Regions from separate parts of the Homo sapiens genome. Here region 1 is linked to region 2. Evidence: chromatin loops called from intact Hi-C (ENCODE). Cell type or tissue: mucosa of descending colon. All regions are shown on one strand. Links, peaks and the distances in the headings refer to the core of each region. The heading gives the core; the rest is flanking DNA. Region 1 has its middle 20 kb from the start of LINC01526. Region 2 has its middle 30 kb from the start of LINC01526.

Region 1 (8,533 bases), core at 2,512-5,011, 49 kb before region 2:
AGATAGTTAAAAAAAGGAATTAAAATAAGTCAGACAAAGTTTTCTGACACTGTCCTTCCTGATGATTTGGTCTATTTCTCTCATTGCATGTGTTTTTTTAAACACTTAGCTCCCGCTTATAATGAATAGCCACCTCTTTTTGGCTAGACTTTTAATATATTACAGAACTAGACACATCAGAGTAGCTCCAACCCTCACTAAATGGAATTGAAAATACCAGAAGCCCAAGATAAGCAAGAGGATTACTAGATAGTAACCTAGCAACACAAGTCAAGCAACTGTACTCTAGTTACTTCTTATGTTTGTTAAACCTCCTGTGATGTTATACACTCTATGAATCATGTTGTGCATACTGAAGGCGTGCACCTGTATCGACAACATCACAAAGATTCTAAGAAGGAAATCAGAGGTATGCGGTTGCATCCTTATTGAAAAATCATGGGTATAATAATGGAATTGGAAACAATTCATAGAATTGCTTCTGCTGCACATTAGATGTGAATGGCCCATGAAGCTTGCCTGTTTAAAAGTGGTATTTCTTCCTGTATTTCCTCTATATACCCACTGAAAATTTAGCTGTATTTTATTATGAGAAACTTTTTAAAAACAATATTGAGTTAAGTGCTGGGGACTCAGACGGACATAAAATCATTTTCAGGTTTGCCAAATTATATAAAATGACCTTGTTGGAAATATACCCAACCATTTTCTACTTACAAGAGCATTACTTGAAGAGAAGCAAATGTGAATTTGTGAAGTGCTTTCACCTCTTCATTCATTCCTTCAACAAATACTTTTAAAGCACCTACTATGTGCCAGGAATTATGGGGTACTATAGAAACACAGAAGAAAGCAAGAAAAATTGCTGACCCAGCTCTCATGGGATGAAAATCTAGGGGAGGAAACAGACAGAAACTAAACCAATAATAAAATGGAAAATATGGTGAGTAGAAAAGTCTAGACAACTATGAGAAAAGAGGAGGTGGTGTTAGGAGAGTCTTCTCAGAAGTAATGGTTGAGCTAAAGGACAAGTTAATACATGGTAGATTAAGGGAAGGATGAGTCTAATGGAAGAAATGATTGTGCAAAGGCACCAAGGAGGTAGAGCACTTTTGAATTATTTAACCCATAATATAGAAGGCATGGGAATGCTGGAAGAGAAAAGAGAAGGCAGGAATTTGGACGGAGAGGTTGGCAAAGCCCACTCTATTCAAAGATTTCCTCATAATCCAGAAAAGTAGAATGTAGGAAACTCTTGCACAAAAATAGAAAATTTATATAAATCCATCCAGTATAAATATCTACATGCAGAGTTATACATACTGATGCACATAAAACAACAATAATAATATCCATCTCACCTGTATCCCTCTTGTTATCTATCTGGGAATTCTGGAGAGCTAAGGAAGTCCCTATGCAAAGCAAGAATTTGGGTTGGCCAAAAGGGTGATATTACTCTACACATTTGCAAACATGGTCTACTCACCAGCATCTTTACACAAGTTCACCCAGTCAATAACTATTTATTGTATTTTGTCTGTGTATCAGATATAGAATGAAAGAGCCCTGGGCAGAAGACAGGGAAGAAGGATTGAAACTGAGGGGCAGAGAGGTGGAAACTGACCCTGATACTGATCATCTATCATCTGCCAATCATTTCACATACATTAGTTTATTTCATATTTCCAGAAATTTCTTGAGGTATTATTAGGTGAATTTTAAAGATGAGAAAGTGGACATTCATCAAGGTTAAAGGACTTGTCCATGTAAATTGTGCAGCCAGGAATCTGATCCAGTTCTGAGTGACTCCAAACCCATTTCCCTTTCCATTTATTGAAATTTAAATTTAAATGTTTTTAATCAACAAATAAAAATTGTATATATTTATGGTATACAGCATGATATTTATATATATATATATACACACACACACACGTTGTGGAATGACTAAGTCAAGCTAATTAACATATTTATTATTGCACATACTTATCATTTTTTGTGATGGGAACACTTAAAATCTATTCCCTTAGCGATTTTCAAGTGTACAATGCATTATTATTAACTATAACCCTCATGATGTACAATAAATCTTCTGAATTTATTCCTTCTACTTAACTAAAATCTTATATCCTCAGACAACATCTCCCCATGCCAACCCCACCTGTCCACCCTACTTCAACTTGCTGCTGGTAACCACTGTTCCACTCTTTGCTTCTGTGAGTTTGACTTTCCTAGATTGCACATATAAATGAAATTGTGCAGTTATATGCCTTTCTGTGCTTCTTATTTCACTCAGCGTCATGTCCTTCAGGTTCTTCCATGTTGTGGCACATGACAGGACTTCCCTCTTTTTAACAGCTGAATAGTATTTCATTGTGTGTACACACCACATATCCATTCATCTGTTGATGGGCACTCAGGTTGGTTTCATATTTTGGGTGTTGTGAATAGTGCTGCAATGAACATGTGAGTGCAGATATCCCTTATGCAAACTGATCTGATTTCCTCCCTTCCCATGATGACACTGTGGTCCTGCTGTTGAATTTTCTCCACCCTTCTTAATTAGGCATTAGGACAACAATCATGGGTGCCTCTTGAGAACATGTTCTCAGGCCAACAATTTAACCTTGTCAGAGTCTGGAGCAATTGGAGAAGTGGGGAGAAATCATAGGGGTCTTCTCTGGGAGCACAAACAAACAAATGTACCAGTGTAAGAAGTCAGCAGGGTGGAACAGGAAGAGAAAGAGAGGGAAGGCTGGACTTCTAAAAGTTTTATGAGCCAGACAATGCCCTATAAATTAAATATAATAGTCAGATAAGTGTAACTGAACAGATAAATGGGCCCTCGCTGCTTCCACATTATGTGCTACATACCCCAAGTCCCTCAAGGAAAGATCCTGATAAATAACTTGAGGTCACAAAGAAGAGAAGAGAAAGAAGGTAAGGATCCACTGAAACACAGTGAGTGCAAGGTGAAGGTAAAACTGAGACATCAACTCATCAGTCAACAAATGTTGATAAACAAAGGTGAGAAGACCGTGGATTAAAGAGAGGGCAATAGACTGGATAAAGAAAATGTGGCACATATATACCATGGAATACTATGCAGTCATAAAAAAGGATGAGTTCATGTCCTTTGCAGGGACATGGATGAAGCTGGAAACCATCATTCTCAGCGAACTATCACAAGAACAGAAAACCAAACACCGCATGTTCTCACTGATAAGTGGGAGTTGAACAATGAGAACACATGGACACAGGGCAGGGACCATCACACACAGGGGTCTGTTGGGGGCTGGGGGGCTATGGGAGGGATAACATTAGGAGAAATACCTAATGCAGGTGACGGGTTGATGGGTGCAGCAAACCACCATGGCACGTGTATGCCTATGTAACAAAACCGTACGTTCTGCACATGTACCCCAGAACTTAAAGTATAATAAAAAAAAGAAAAAAAAATGAGTGATACAAATTTTGAAAAAAAAAGGCAGAATTCCTCCTCCCTCATTCTTCTTCCTTTAGATGCTTTCAGCACAAAACTGAAGTGTAGAACAGGAATAAAGACATTGAAATCTTGGAGGACTGGAATTCCTGGAAGTGTCTCTGAGCTGGGGTTAAAATGCAGAAGATGTTCAGTCTCTTTGGCATGGAAAACTCCAAACCTAAAGGGCTGATAGAAAGGATGTTGCAGTCACATGAATGCCTCTGGGAACAGCTGGTAAACATCTATATGTTTAGAAATATTTTTCTGTCTGACTTGGATAAAAATAATCAGTCGTTGGCAGAAAACATTTCAATTTCTTTCTGATTTTGTGCAATAATAGCTTGGAAAGGCCCACACACTTCCATGATATCTACAGTTTGTAGAAGTCTTTCTTCCACTTCTCTGATAAAGGGAAATAGCCATGGTGACGCATGTTGTTTATCTAGTTTCCATAAAAAGACTACTACATGATAGTTGGTAAGGCCTACAGAACTCGGTAAACAGACACAACGGGCCTTGCACTGCTCCCTGCCTTCACTTCCCGATGGTGCTGTGAATGGCTCCAGGCCACCGAGCACAAGAGTCACAGCTCTCAGTTCCACCCAGGATGTTTCTACTGTCTCTTTAGCCAATGAACTAGGAGGGATTTTTGTTTTCAGTGTGACATTTGCATGCTTGTTGTCATTTTCATTCCTTGATTCTGAATCATCTGTATGAATTCTCTTCTCTCCTTGAAGAAAAATGTGTGGGGCTGATTTCCTCTGTGATGTGTGATGTCAGAGAGGACTAAACTTAACCAGGCACAATTATCCATTTTGGGCACAGCTGTTGGCCAAACCCTCAGGAATCAGATGGCCAAAATTGTTTCAGGATGCCAATGTTGCCTCTGAGGATAGCAAGCCTTACTTAGCATTTTAAAATTTCCTTGAAGCAGAAAAGAACAATTTGTTCTCCCAGGTAAGAAAGTCCATCTGCAAAGTTACAAGTCTTAAATTAGTGAGTTTTCAAACGTAGTTTGGAGAACTCTAGATATTTCTAGAAGGAAGCTGTACAAGAACATCTTGAAAAACTACCCCTCCGCTACTACCTTAATGCCCCAGTAGGATTTTAAGTTTTATGGGAATAAAACATAAGATAAAAAAGATTTTCAAAGCTGCCTGAAAATCTCCAGAGCTTGAGAACATCACTTCTTCTGTTTCTTTCTTACATAATTCTTCAGTTATCTCTTGTTCAAGGTTCAAATTCATAGATTAAGTGGACTTATGGTGTTGTTAAAGGGAGAGTAATTATTATCCAAGAAATCTATGGAATGTCAGAGGCATGCAGGTAAAAATACAGCATTGAACCTGGTTCTTTGATTCATAGTCCAAATTCAATGATTATAATTGCAAAAAGAAGGCTGTAATATACCTGGAGAAAAATAGAAAGGCTGTTGGTGATACTCATCTTCAAAAAGGAAATGTGATTTAACACATTATAAATTCATCTATTCCACACAACAAGCTGAAACACACGAAAACCTTTTATCCACAAAAATGTTTAATGGATTGTTAGTTATGATACAAAACAATTGAAAACTCTAAAGTTCATCAATAATGAAATAGTTCAATAAGTTGTAGCACTTTTATATGTTGGAACATTATTCAGCAGTTTATGATGATATTCTCATAGTATTTGTAATCACATGGGGAAAATGCTACTATTATGTTTTGTGAATAAAAGTAGGATATATATATGTGTCTGTGTGTGTGTGTGTGTATATATATATATATATACACACACACACTTTTAGTATATATACACACACACACACACACACACATATATATATATCCTACTTTTATCCTATATATATAAGTAGAATTTCACCCAGGTACCTACATCTGTACATTACGAAAAGTAGTGAATATAAAATCCAACAAATCTTAGTTGTATCTTTTATTATCCAATTCTTTGGGATTTCCCATAAGGCAGATATACTATAAAAATGACTTTATATTAAAAAACAGGATATATTTTAAAGGTATTAAACAGCACTTTGTCAAGTCCTTTGCTCTTTCCTCTGTTTCACTTAGTCATTCATCAAGTTCTAAAGTAAAACTGCTTTATTAATAAACAGAAATTCTATTAAATGTTTGAGTTTTCAATCAGGCAGCATTTCCTTTTCTGATGACTTTAATTTCTATGCATACATACTCTTAGCATTTCTATTTGTAGAGTCCTGTATTCCTTAACATCTGTGAAATATTCCTCTTCAAGCATTTGGCAAATCTAAAGGTTTTCTTAGGTTTTCAATTGAGGAGATAAAGATTAAACCTTTAGCTAGAGTAACTAGCTGTCTCTAGCAAGTGCATTACTGGGTTCAAATGACTTCCTTAGACTGCAGATTTCTCCCTGGGCTGAGTGAATTTTGATGTTCCCTGGGCTGTTCCCTGGGTGGCTGGCTCCTACCCACTCTGGGTCAAGAAGAGCGGCCCTAATCAAATCAACATCAACTCTCCCTGGGAAGTGATTTTATGGTTTCCAAAGGTCGCATAAATTAGGAGGTTGGCTGAGGCTTTTATGTGGAAAATGGTGATATAATTTGAAAGGTCATATTTTCTCTAACCAGTCGCCTCACATAAAATGTGCTTTTATAAGCTCTATTATAAAGACCTTGTGATCCAGCAGCATTAGAACCAGGCCCGGGAATTAAAGAACCAGGACTTTCAATCTGCCATTGTGTTGCTGGGTGGGTCGGAGCAAATCTAACCATGAGCATCTCAATTGCCTTTTCTAAAAAAAATTGACCTATTATGTTGTAACTGATAACCAATGAAATTTTTTCAAGGGCCTGCAAAACATAGTCTTATATGAATGCTTTTTAATGAGAATAATCTATACCACATATTTGACTTAAACCATCTTCTGAAATACTTTTATAATGCTATAGATAGGACCTATTTCATGAAGAGCCATTGCTTTGCCTCAAAAATCTTTTCTATAATTTGAGTGCCCAGGAAGGGTCACAGTACTTTAGAATTTTAATTTGGTGTCTTAATCAAATGGTGGCTCACTCCTATGGTCCTAGCTACTCAAGAGGCTAAGATAGGAGGATTGCTTGAGCCTGGGAGGTTGACACTGAAGGGAGCTATGATGGTGTTACTGCCCTTCAGCCTGGGTGACAAAGCGAGACACTGTCTCAAAAAAAACAAAAAACAAAAAACAAAAAATCCCCCTAATTTTCATAGGTAAGTTACGATGCTGGAGCCATTTGTGCACTTAGAAAAGATGGTGTGCTGTTTCAGCCTTTGAATTAAATGCAAACAAAAATAAACCATCCTTAAAATGTACTAGACTTTCCCAGTCAAATGGGGGACATTTAGAATACATGTTGTACCAGACTTAATGTGCAGTATCCAAGGTTTTTATCATTCAACGTGCAATATTCCCGTACAACATTAGCTTGGCAAATAATCAGAGCAGCTGGTTAATCGTTAGCCAGTATGCAGCCTTTGACTATATACCTGTGTTGAAAAACAAATACATTTATGAAAGAAAGGAAAGGAATGTTGAAAGAGAAAAACGTTTTGCAAAATATCCTGTCAAACCATTTTTCTACAGCATCTTGGTACCTCTACACTCAATGTCACTATTCAAAATCATTTTCAATGTGAAGGCTTGCTCCTAGAAAGCAACTTCTTGCATTCGTCTAATCAGTGGATGAGCTGGAACTGTTTATTGCCACAAGATTAATACACTCTTCCAAAAAAAGAGGTCTTTAGAATATTTCTTAAAATTTTTGTTCTTACAACAAAAAATGTAACGCCAATAGAGGAAAATATATGTCTATATATGTAGGATATGAGCTTGACTTAAAATATGTATATATCCATAAGAAAAAGATTGGAATGGAATATTCAAAATGTTAGTGGTGCCTGTCTCCAGAACATAGAGTTATCGATGGTGTTAATTTTCATTTTAAACCTCTCCATGGGTTTTTAAAAATTGAGCTATAATTCACATATCATAAAATTCACATTTCTTAAAGTGTAAAATTCAGTGGTTTTTAGTATACCCACAAGGGTATCCAACCATCACCTCTGTCTAATGCCAAAACACTTTCATCACACCAAAAAGAAACTCAGTACCATTTAGCAGTCATTCCCTATTTCTCCTTGCCCCCAAGCCCCTGGAAACTACTGAGTTACATTCTGTCTCTATGAGATTTCCCGGTCTAGATATTTTCTATAAATGGACACAACTTGTAGTCTTTTAGGTCTGTTATCTTTCACTTAGCATAGTGTTTCCAAGGTTTTTGTATGTTGTATCATGTATGAGTACTTGATTACTGTTTATGGCTGAATAATGTTCCATTTGGATATAACGTATTTTGTTTATCCACTCATCAGTTGATGAATATTTGGGTTGTTTTCACTTAATGACTATTATGAGTAATGCTGCTATGAACATGCATGCATAAGTTTTTGTATGGACATAAGCTTTCAATTCTCTTGGGTACATGTTTAGGAGTAGAATTGCTGAATCTTATTATTAAACTCTATGTTTAGTTTTGAGGACCTGCCAAATTGTTTTCCACAGTGGCTATGCTGTTTTTACATTCCCACCAGCAATATATGATGGTTCTAATTTTTTCACATCTTCCACTGTGCTTACATTTGTTCATTTTTCTTGATTCTAGACATCCTAGTGGGTGTGAAGTTGTATGACATTGTGGTTTGATTTGCATTTCTCCTAGAGATAATGATATTAGGCATTTTTTCATGTGCTTATTGGCCATCTGTATATCTTATGTGGAGAAATGTCTATTCAGATCCTTTGCCCATTTTAAAACTGGATTATTTATCATCTTGTTATTGAGTTATAAGGGTTCTGTATATATTCTAAATAAAAGTACCTATTAGCTCTATGATTTGCAAGTGTTTTCACTTTCTCAAAGGTGTCCTTTGAAGCTCACAAGTTTTTGTTTTGAAAAATGCGATTTACCTATTTTATTATTATTATTCCTTGTGCTTTTGGAGTAATAACTAGAAATCATTGTCTAATCTC
Region 2 (8,533 bases), core at 2,107-4,606:
AGCTAGAACCTTTCTCAATTCTGATAAGTTTGAGTTATTGACTTTCCATTCTGATTACTATTAAAATTTCTTTTAAAATAAATCAGAGGTAGAGTCCAGTAGTCCAGTAGAATATAGAATCTCAGATATAAAAGGAAATAAACTGTCTTCAGGAAGATTAGAGTGCAAAGTGAGTATTTAAATATTTTATTTGATAATATGGGTTACTGATGTATCTTCCTCATCCCCAATTTTTAAACCCTATTATGTTTATAAGTTTTGGAAGTTTCTGTGGAAATATTTACTTCACAGTTTTAATAAGTATCACAATTAATTAATTGAACTCCTGCTATGTAGAAGGAAAATAATATTAAATAAAGTCACATTGTCATGAAATATTTTCAAACTAGTTAGTAATTATATAAAATTCAAACCTGTTTCCTCCTACTGCACACTCCATACTCCCACATAAAAACTACCAACAATGACAATATTCATTGCAAGAAGCACATTTGAGAGACCATATGAAATTGTCCTTCTTATTGGTCTAAAAATGTTCTAACAGCATAGAAATTTAAAAATGCTCAACCGAAATAGTACAAATAATATGGGCTAGGTATTAGGAAACCTGGATCTTCCCCTAATTAGTTGTTTGCCCTTTTGTGAGTCATTTAGACCTTCTGACTGACCTCCACTCCTCTCTGCTCTAAACTGGGATTAACAGTTTATGCTCTCTGCAAACCTCTTAAGGTTGCTGCCAGTTTCAAAGCAATATTTGTAAACCAAAATATACTCTACGAATTCAGGGTATTATGAACCTTAAATAGCTAAGCTCTGTGTCAAAGTTTTGTTCTTAAGGCATCATATTTCTCTGAGTAGAAGTGTGTGAGCTATAATACTATGCTGCTACTATCAAACAGCCAATTTTGTCTTTCAATGGTTTTAAATATCAGCCTGAGATTGAAGAAAATAAAAATGGACAGACCTGTTGGGTTTTTATTTTCAGATTCAGCCTGAGAATCACAGTTTCTGGGACTGAGTAAATACTACTTATGCTTGTCTAGGAGTAGAGTCAATTCAAATGGCACTATGTCAACTTTGTTAACGTCATCAGCCACAGACTTTTTCTTATGCTGCCAATAATACAATTTATTGCTGTTTTTAAAAAAGTTATAGGACTACCATTTTCTTTTCCTGCTAAAGTTTTCCTTGTCATTCTGATTCTTTGAGGTAAAATGAAGAACTGGGGAGGACCTGTTTTGGGGAGACATTTAAAGGAGCAATGTTGGTCATTGTTAGATAAATGACAGGACTTGCCTCATACAGTAAAATGTAAACAAATATTTGAAGTTCTTTTGAAACCGACATGAATGAATTTTGAACAAGGCAAAATAGTAATAGCCACTGGGCAAGAAAAAAATATTAGAAAGCGCACACACAAAAAATCACACAAGGATGTGTGTCTGAGTAAAGAAAGCAAAAAGCATCTTGAATAAAGTAAATACAGTAAAAACAAAAAGGAAATTGCATTGACACAATCACTCTGGTATATAATTTGAAAATATTATCAATTTCCTAAAAATGAAACTGAAACTAAAGCACTGAAATATCAAGTAGCAGTGAATATTTTAATAATATCTGCCTCAGAAAATGTAAAAACATAAAATTTTAGGCATCGGAGCAACAGCTGAAGACTAAATGCAAAATGAGACGAATTATTTTAGAAAAGCCAATTAAAAAGTAAATCCATTTTGCTGTCTACATAACTCATCTTCCCCAGAAAGCATAAATGTCAAAATTTTAATAAATCCTATTAAAACAATTCTTCAAGTTGCCATTTTGCTACACAGAGGGTCATAGACATTCCAAGCTTCTATATACATAAACTCTATCGTAGTACCCATTGTCCTGTTGTGTATTGCAGACTTGCCCATGTGAGCCATCAGACAGACAGATTATAAAATGTCCCGCAGAGAAGGCAGCTCTGGTCTAACATTCAACTCTTTATGGTAGCTAGGAACACCTTAACAGAAGTCCCTTCTGTCAGAAGGCTACTCAAGGTGGTGGGCCCAAGGAGATGTCCTTATTATTCCCTGAAATGGTTCAGTGGAAAGATAACTTGATTCAGATTCAGAACCTGGGTCTGAGCTCCAACACTGACACCACAAGTGGAATGACCTCAGGCAACTCACCAAATTTCTCAAGGCTGGGCTTTGTTCATCTGTGAGTTGTGAATAATAATAGCCTAACTCATAGGATTGATGTGAAAGTCAGACGAAACACAATGTATCTGTGAATGTGCTTGGTAAACCATGAAATGCTAATAAATGCATGGCATATATAGTTCCTGACAGAGTAGTTCAAGTACAGTACTTGCTTTGATTTCACAGAATTACTTAGATGAAAAACTCAGTGAAGTGTGAGCACTTCTGCTCCCTCTTTTTGTACAATGGATTTCATGTTAATTAGTTCTAACCAGCTCCATGTTGGGGAGAAATGCATTTAACTTTGGAAACTGCCCCATATGATATTACAAATATTAACTGCCTCCACATTGTTTTCACTGCTGGGATTACCGCCCTGTGCAATAAGCAGTAGAAGCGGCATAATGCCATTATGCGTATCTAGATGGTGTCGAGACAGTGGCCACACTTTCACATCACTTTCTACCAGATTTCCATACATCTGCCCCTGCCCCAGCCAAGACTATTTGCTTTCTACCTTTCTCATACCACTTGATTGTTTCCACTTCTATGTTTTTAGAAGCTGTTTAACTTCACGTTATCCTCATTTTTCTACATGGATGTATTGCTCTTACCATCTTAAAGATCTACCTTTCTGGAAACCTTGCATGGTTGATCCCATTCTGCTTTCTTAATTCTAACTTCAATGCCACTTAATAGAGAGTTGTGCAAGACCCCATATTTCAGTAGATGTTAATGGAGTTTCAGGATAGTGTATGCAACTAAGAGTGGGTGTACATAATGAGGGTGGATCAATTCAGTCACTTCATCGCAGCTTTCAAAAAAAAAAAACAGAAATGCAAAACTGGTCCATCCAGTTTCCATTTATGAAGAGAAACTGCCATGAATCAGATTATAAGTGATGTTTGTCTCAGTTTCTTTCACACTCCAACTTAATGTGTGTATGCCTGAGTGTATATATGTATGTTTGTGTATTTGTGACCTTCTCAGCAGCTTAACTCAATTGCTTAATCCGTACAGCATAGAGAAAATTCATTAGATAGGAAATTGTAGTCTGTGCTGCCGTTAATTTGCCAAATTAATTTTCCAAAGCTCAATCTCTCCTGTAAATTGAGTATGTCACACTAGCTGATCCAGAAGGTCCCTCTAAGCATATATGACTTGTAGACGGGAGAAATCTGTAATATATCTATGCTAGGTCATATCAGAAAAATACCTTGCCATTCTCTGCCATGCCATTCACAGTGAGTTTAAAGTTGCTATACTTTATATGAATGTTATTGTATAGACAGAAAAGAAAATGAAATAAAGGGAAGGAACATGGAAAATATGCTTCTCTCTTCTAGGCTTTTTCAGTGGGAGTATATTGAGGACTGACGTAGTAAGTCCAAATGTTACAGCTTGTTCCTGAGTCTGGTGCCACTAGAAGCCTTGCAGAGGAGTGCAGTCTCCTCCATGATTAAGTTCCAGATACCTAACGGCCTACTGCCCTGCACCAGTCTGAGTCCCAGAGTCTCCAGATCCAACAACTACACTAATTAAAAAGGCTCTTTTATTCTGTAGTAATTGTTTGGCTCACTCAGACTGTGCTAGAGCTTTGGAATGGAGTAGGAAGCTGTACAGGTAGCTCCCTGTAGCAGCCCTAAAGTGGAGTTAGGTCTACTGACTACTGCTGCTGCTGCCCTAGGCAACCTGACCCAGGGTTCCAGATCATCAGGTACAAAGAACAGCATCCTGAGTCCAAAATCAAATTACTCCTTTGATTAAAATACTCCAATGGATCTGTAAGCAGTTGATGGATAACCTGGGAACTTTGAAACTTTCATCGACTTTCTAAGGAGAACCAATATGCTATGTGTCATACTGAATAAATGCTTAGTATTTATTGAATTACTAAACCAGACTAAATAACATTTTAAAGAAAGTTTTCCACAAGCTGTGATGATAAGTCAAAATCAGGAAGTTAAAATTATATGGAAATAAGCATCAAGATCTATTCTTAGGTTGACAGTAATTTAAAAAAGATTTTATGTTTGTATAATTACAGATTGCAAATCATTTATACATATTTAGTTCATTTAATGACTGCCAAAAATGCCACATTTCTATATTAGGATATTCTTATGATATTCCTATAAAGATTTTTTTTTAATAAAGTGTGACACAGACAGTATAAACAACTTTCCTGAAGTCACATATCTAGTAAATTGCCAATTGAAATCAAAGTCAGTCTTCCAATTTTAAGTCCTAGGCTCTAAATTGCTGCATGCAGCTAAGGGACTATTTGTTTAGTCCCTGCTATCTCTTAATCCACTATCAGTACCAATCCTTTGTGTTTAGATAGAGGGAGCCCCGGCTTCATTAAAATACCTTTGGAGAGCAGCAATCTTTCTTACCTTCATGAAAATACATCATCTAGAACAAGACTAACCGTCCTACTCAACTGTGTATTGGCCAGGCCATATCTAGAGCATACTCTTTTGAGTATTACATTGAAAGATTTGAGATTTATGAAGAGTCAGAAAGTGGAAAGCTGAGGGAGTTTAGTCTAGTGGTTAAAGTTTTTAAAACTATGTCTTACAAGGAGCAATTGAAGAAATTTGGGTGTTCAGCCTAGAAAAAGGAATATGGGGGTTGAGGTGGGGTAATATATAGGCAGAGAAAATATATTTATTGTCTGGTCTGAAGGCTATTACATCAGAGGGATGAGACGTGTAGCTCTAGAGGCCAAAATAGCACTGGTGAAGAGAAGTTATAAAAAGGCCATTTAAAAATTCAATATAAAGGAAAATTTCAAAAAGTAAAAATCACTAAAAAATTCAATACATTTTCTTGTGAGGTGTAACTTGTAAATGATCAAGCAAAGATGAGTAGACCATTTTCTGAGGATGATATAGACATGATTAGCACTAGGTAGGAGGTTGAAATAAACACTCTTTAAGACCTTTTCTAAGGGCCTCTAAGATTCTATGATTTAATCTTTCTCAAAAATAATTAAGCTTAAACAGAGGACAAAAAACACATCTGTTCTCGTAACCCACCTTTCTAGTAGTATCTAGGTTCCACTATCAGTGCCAATCATTATCCCAAAATTTAGCAGCTTAAAACCTGTATCTTGTGTGTCAAGATTATGGGGAGACCTCTACATTGTTTAGTGCTTAACTGGGAAGACTCCATAGCTGCTGTGGGAGTGGAGGAGAACTTGATGGCTGAAGGCTGGAATTTTCCAAAGCTGTGCTGTCCAGTAGAGAAGGCAATAATCACACATTGCTACTGAGTGCTTGAAATGTGTCTAGTCTGAATTGAGTTGTGCTCTAAGTTCAAAACACACACACACACACACACACATACACAGACACACACACACACACACACACATCCACTATTTCAAAGACTTTGTATGGCAAATAAAATAAATTAAGCTATCTTGTTAATAATTCATATATTGATTATATGTTGAAATAATACTCTTTTAGATATAATGGGTAAAGTAAAATATATTAACAACATTAATTTCACTCATTTTATTTAATTTTTAAAATATGGCTAATAGAAAATTTAAAACTTCATATGTGATTAATATATTCTTATTGAACATGGTTTATCTCATGGTATTGTTCATTGATGTATACTGTGGTTGATGCTGGCTATGGACTGGCACTTCAGCTGGTGATATGGTTTGGCTGTGTCCACACCCAAATCTCATCTTGAATTGTAGTTTCCCAAATCCCCATGTGTCGTGGGAGGGACCAGATGAAGGTAATTGAATCATGGGGGCATTTTCCTCATCCTATTCTCATGATAGTGAGTTAGTTCTTTTGAGATCTGATGGTTTTATAAAGGGCTTCCCACTTCACTGGGAAGTGATTCTTCTCTCTCCTGCTGCCATGTGAAGAAGGATGTGTTTGCTTCCCCTTCCACCATGATTGTAAGTTTCCTGAGGCCTCTCTAGCATGTACTGAACTGTGAGTCAATTAAACCTCTTTCCTTTATAAACTACCCAGTCTCAGATGTGTCTTTTTTTAGCAGAATGAGAACACACTAATACAGCCGGGCAATTGATGGGAACACCAACATGTGGTCTTTTCATGTGGCTTAAGCTTCCTCCTAGCACGGTGGTCTCAAGAGAGTTGAAATTTTTATATGATGGGAGAAGACTCCAAAAACAACCTTTCCAGTGAGCAAGGTGAAAGCTGCATTGGCTTTTTTGACTTAGGCTTGGAAGTCATGAAGTCATGTTGCATCAATTTGCTGTGTTCCATCTGTTATCAGCAAATCATAACCCTGCACAGATTCAAGAGTAAGAAACACATTGTAGTAGAACACGTGGAACACAAGCTGTTGTTGCAGACATCTTGGAAAATATAACCTTCCACAACTTATTACCAACATAGACCAACAGAGTTATGGAATCTCCTTCTTAAGATTAAAAGGGCCATTTCTGAAGTCTAAGTAAGTCCTGGATTGTGAGATTGGAGTTCTTCTAAAGACACCCTCAAGTCTTACAATTAAGCAAGGATATACTTTAGGAATGTCACTGATAGTCATTTTTAAGCGGGGATGCAATTGAAAGGGCAAACTGTCCTCTAAGAGTTTTAAAAGCTGCCTACATGCTAATAAAACAATCATGATTCCAGCTTCCGGGTCACAGAGTTGAATCACACAACACAGAATACTCCCAGTTTTTTTTTCTTTTTTCTTTTGGTTTATTTATAGTTAACCAATAAGAAGTGTATTCCTAATTTCTGAGAGGTACATGTTCAAAACTGACTGGCACAAATCTTTCCTTTTTCCAAATGTTTTAATTTTTTTTCTTCATTTAAGTTCAGCCTTTTGAACGTCATTTAACAATTTATATACAATATGATGTGAAGATGTATTATGTATGTCCATTTAGGAATAAATGATTTTTGTCACAAGCATAAAATTCTTTTATGAGGTTATTTATTTAGCATAATCACCCTGTATTTGCTTTTTAAGAATGGGTTATGGCTGGGAGGGATGTGTGAAGCTGCCCCCAGAGCATAACGTATCTTGAAGGTTAAATCAGAATTTGACTTTAATCAAACAAATGTAATTGGCCCAGAGGGCCTAGTAAAGATGGAATTCCGGAAATGAGTGACTGTTGGTTTTTGTGTGTTTTCTTCCTTAAATATTAATAGGAACTGTCCATGTAGAGTTAGTTCAGAAAATCAGTTTGCATTCTTTTCTTTAAGCTTCCTCTTTAGAGTTTTGATTTCTCAGATGATTTGCACTTTGATATTAATTTGGTAATAATTATTAATTCATTTATAATGAATTTAATTAGTTATCAATCATTGAATAACCATAATTTAATTCTAATTTGCAATTTAATATTAAATAATCCTCAGAGTGTCAGTGCCTGAGTCCATTACATTCCCCTAGGTTATAAGTGGAAAGTGCTGTCCTGCAGCACCTTTTGATATGCCTCATCGAAAGATGATTTGATGAGCAGTTAATTAAACTGAGCAATAGAAGAGGAGAGATTACAAAATAACTACAACAATATATAAAACCAAAAGTAGAAGCAAACAAGCCAGCATTATTTGCAAATGTTAACAGAATTCTGCACTGCCTTCTAATTCCAACTGGCATTTTATTCCTCTTCATACAGCAACTATTGAATGGTTTCCCTATTCCTTCAGAATGGTGGCTAGATTCACATGCTTGAGAAGCACACAGATGTGGACTGGATTTTATGGCACACACAGAGGAAGTTCAGCTCTTCTAACATTTGCTTTCTAAATAACGAAGGCTCTTGAAAGAAATCATAAAACAGAAAATAAGTTCTAATGCTTTTACCAAAGGATGATTTTTTTTTTTTTTTTTTTTTTGAGATGGAGTCTTGCTCTATCACCTAGGCTGGAGTGCAGTGGCACGATCTCGGCTCACTGCAAGCTCCGCCTCCCGGGATCAAGCCATTCTCCTGCCTCAGCCTCCCGAGTAGCTGGGACTACAGGCACCCGCCACCACGCCTGGCTAATTTTTTGTATTTTTAGTAGAGATGGGGTTTCACCATTTTAGCCAGTATGGTCTTGATCTCCTGACTTTGTGATCCGCCTGCCCCGGCCTCCCAAAGTGCTGGTATTACAGGCATGAGCCACCATGCCTGGCCTACCAACTGATTTTTATTTAGAAGAGAGGCTCTTTAGCCTGTGGAACTTTTTGCTTTTATTCCTTGTTTTTATGTAAATAAGACTAATAGGTAGCATAGAATACTAATGTTCTCAATGTAGTCTTACACAGAGATGGGTACTACTCAGAGAAGTGACAAGAGTGCTAAATGAAATAACCCAAAAATAATATAAAGCCCTTGGGTTGTCTATTTA

Evidence for each region. A loop is a pair of places that touch in the nucleus more often than their neighbours do. Peaks named below come from ENCODE experiments on the same cell type or tissue, not always from the same donor. Only the 100,000 strongest peaks of a DNase experiment are listed, where the experiment ranks them.
Region 1: it touches region 2 in a loop (2.1-fold over the local background); 3 of 110 quality-filtered maps call a loop at or near these places.

Annotation. Positions count from the first base shown.
Region 1 is chr6:81,829,944-81,838,476 of GRCh38, reverse strand. No RefSeq gene overlaps it. Among named protein-coding and RNA genes, the nearest start is that of LINC01526, 20 kb to the right of the region's middle. In mucosa of descending colon, for the core only: no CTCF peak of the experiment used is centred there; a DNase peak (open chromatin) is centred at 4,036.
Region 2 is chr6:81,780,066-81,788,598 of GRCh38, reverse strand. No RefSeq gene overlaps it. Among named protein-coding and RNA genes, the nearest start is that of LINC01526, 30 kb to the left of the region's middle. In mucosa of descending colon, for the core only: no CTCF peak of the experiment used is centred there; no DNase peak of the experiment used is centred there.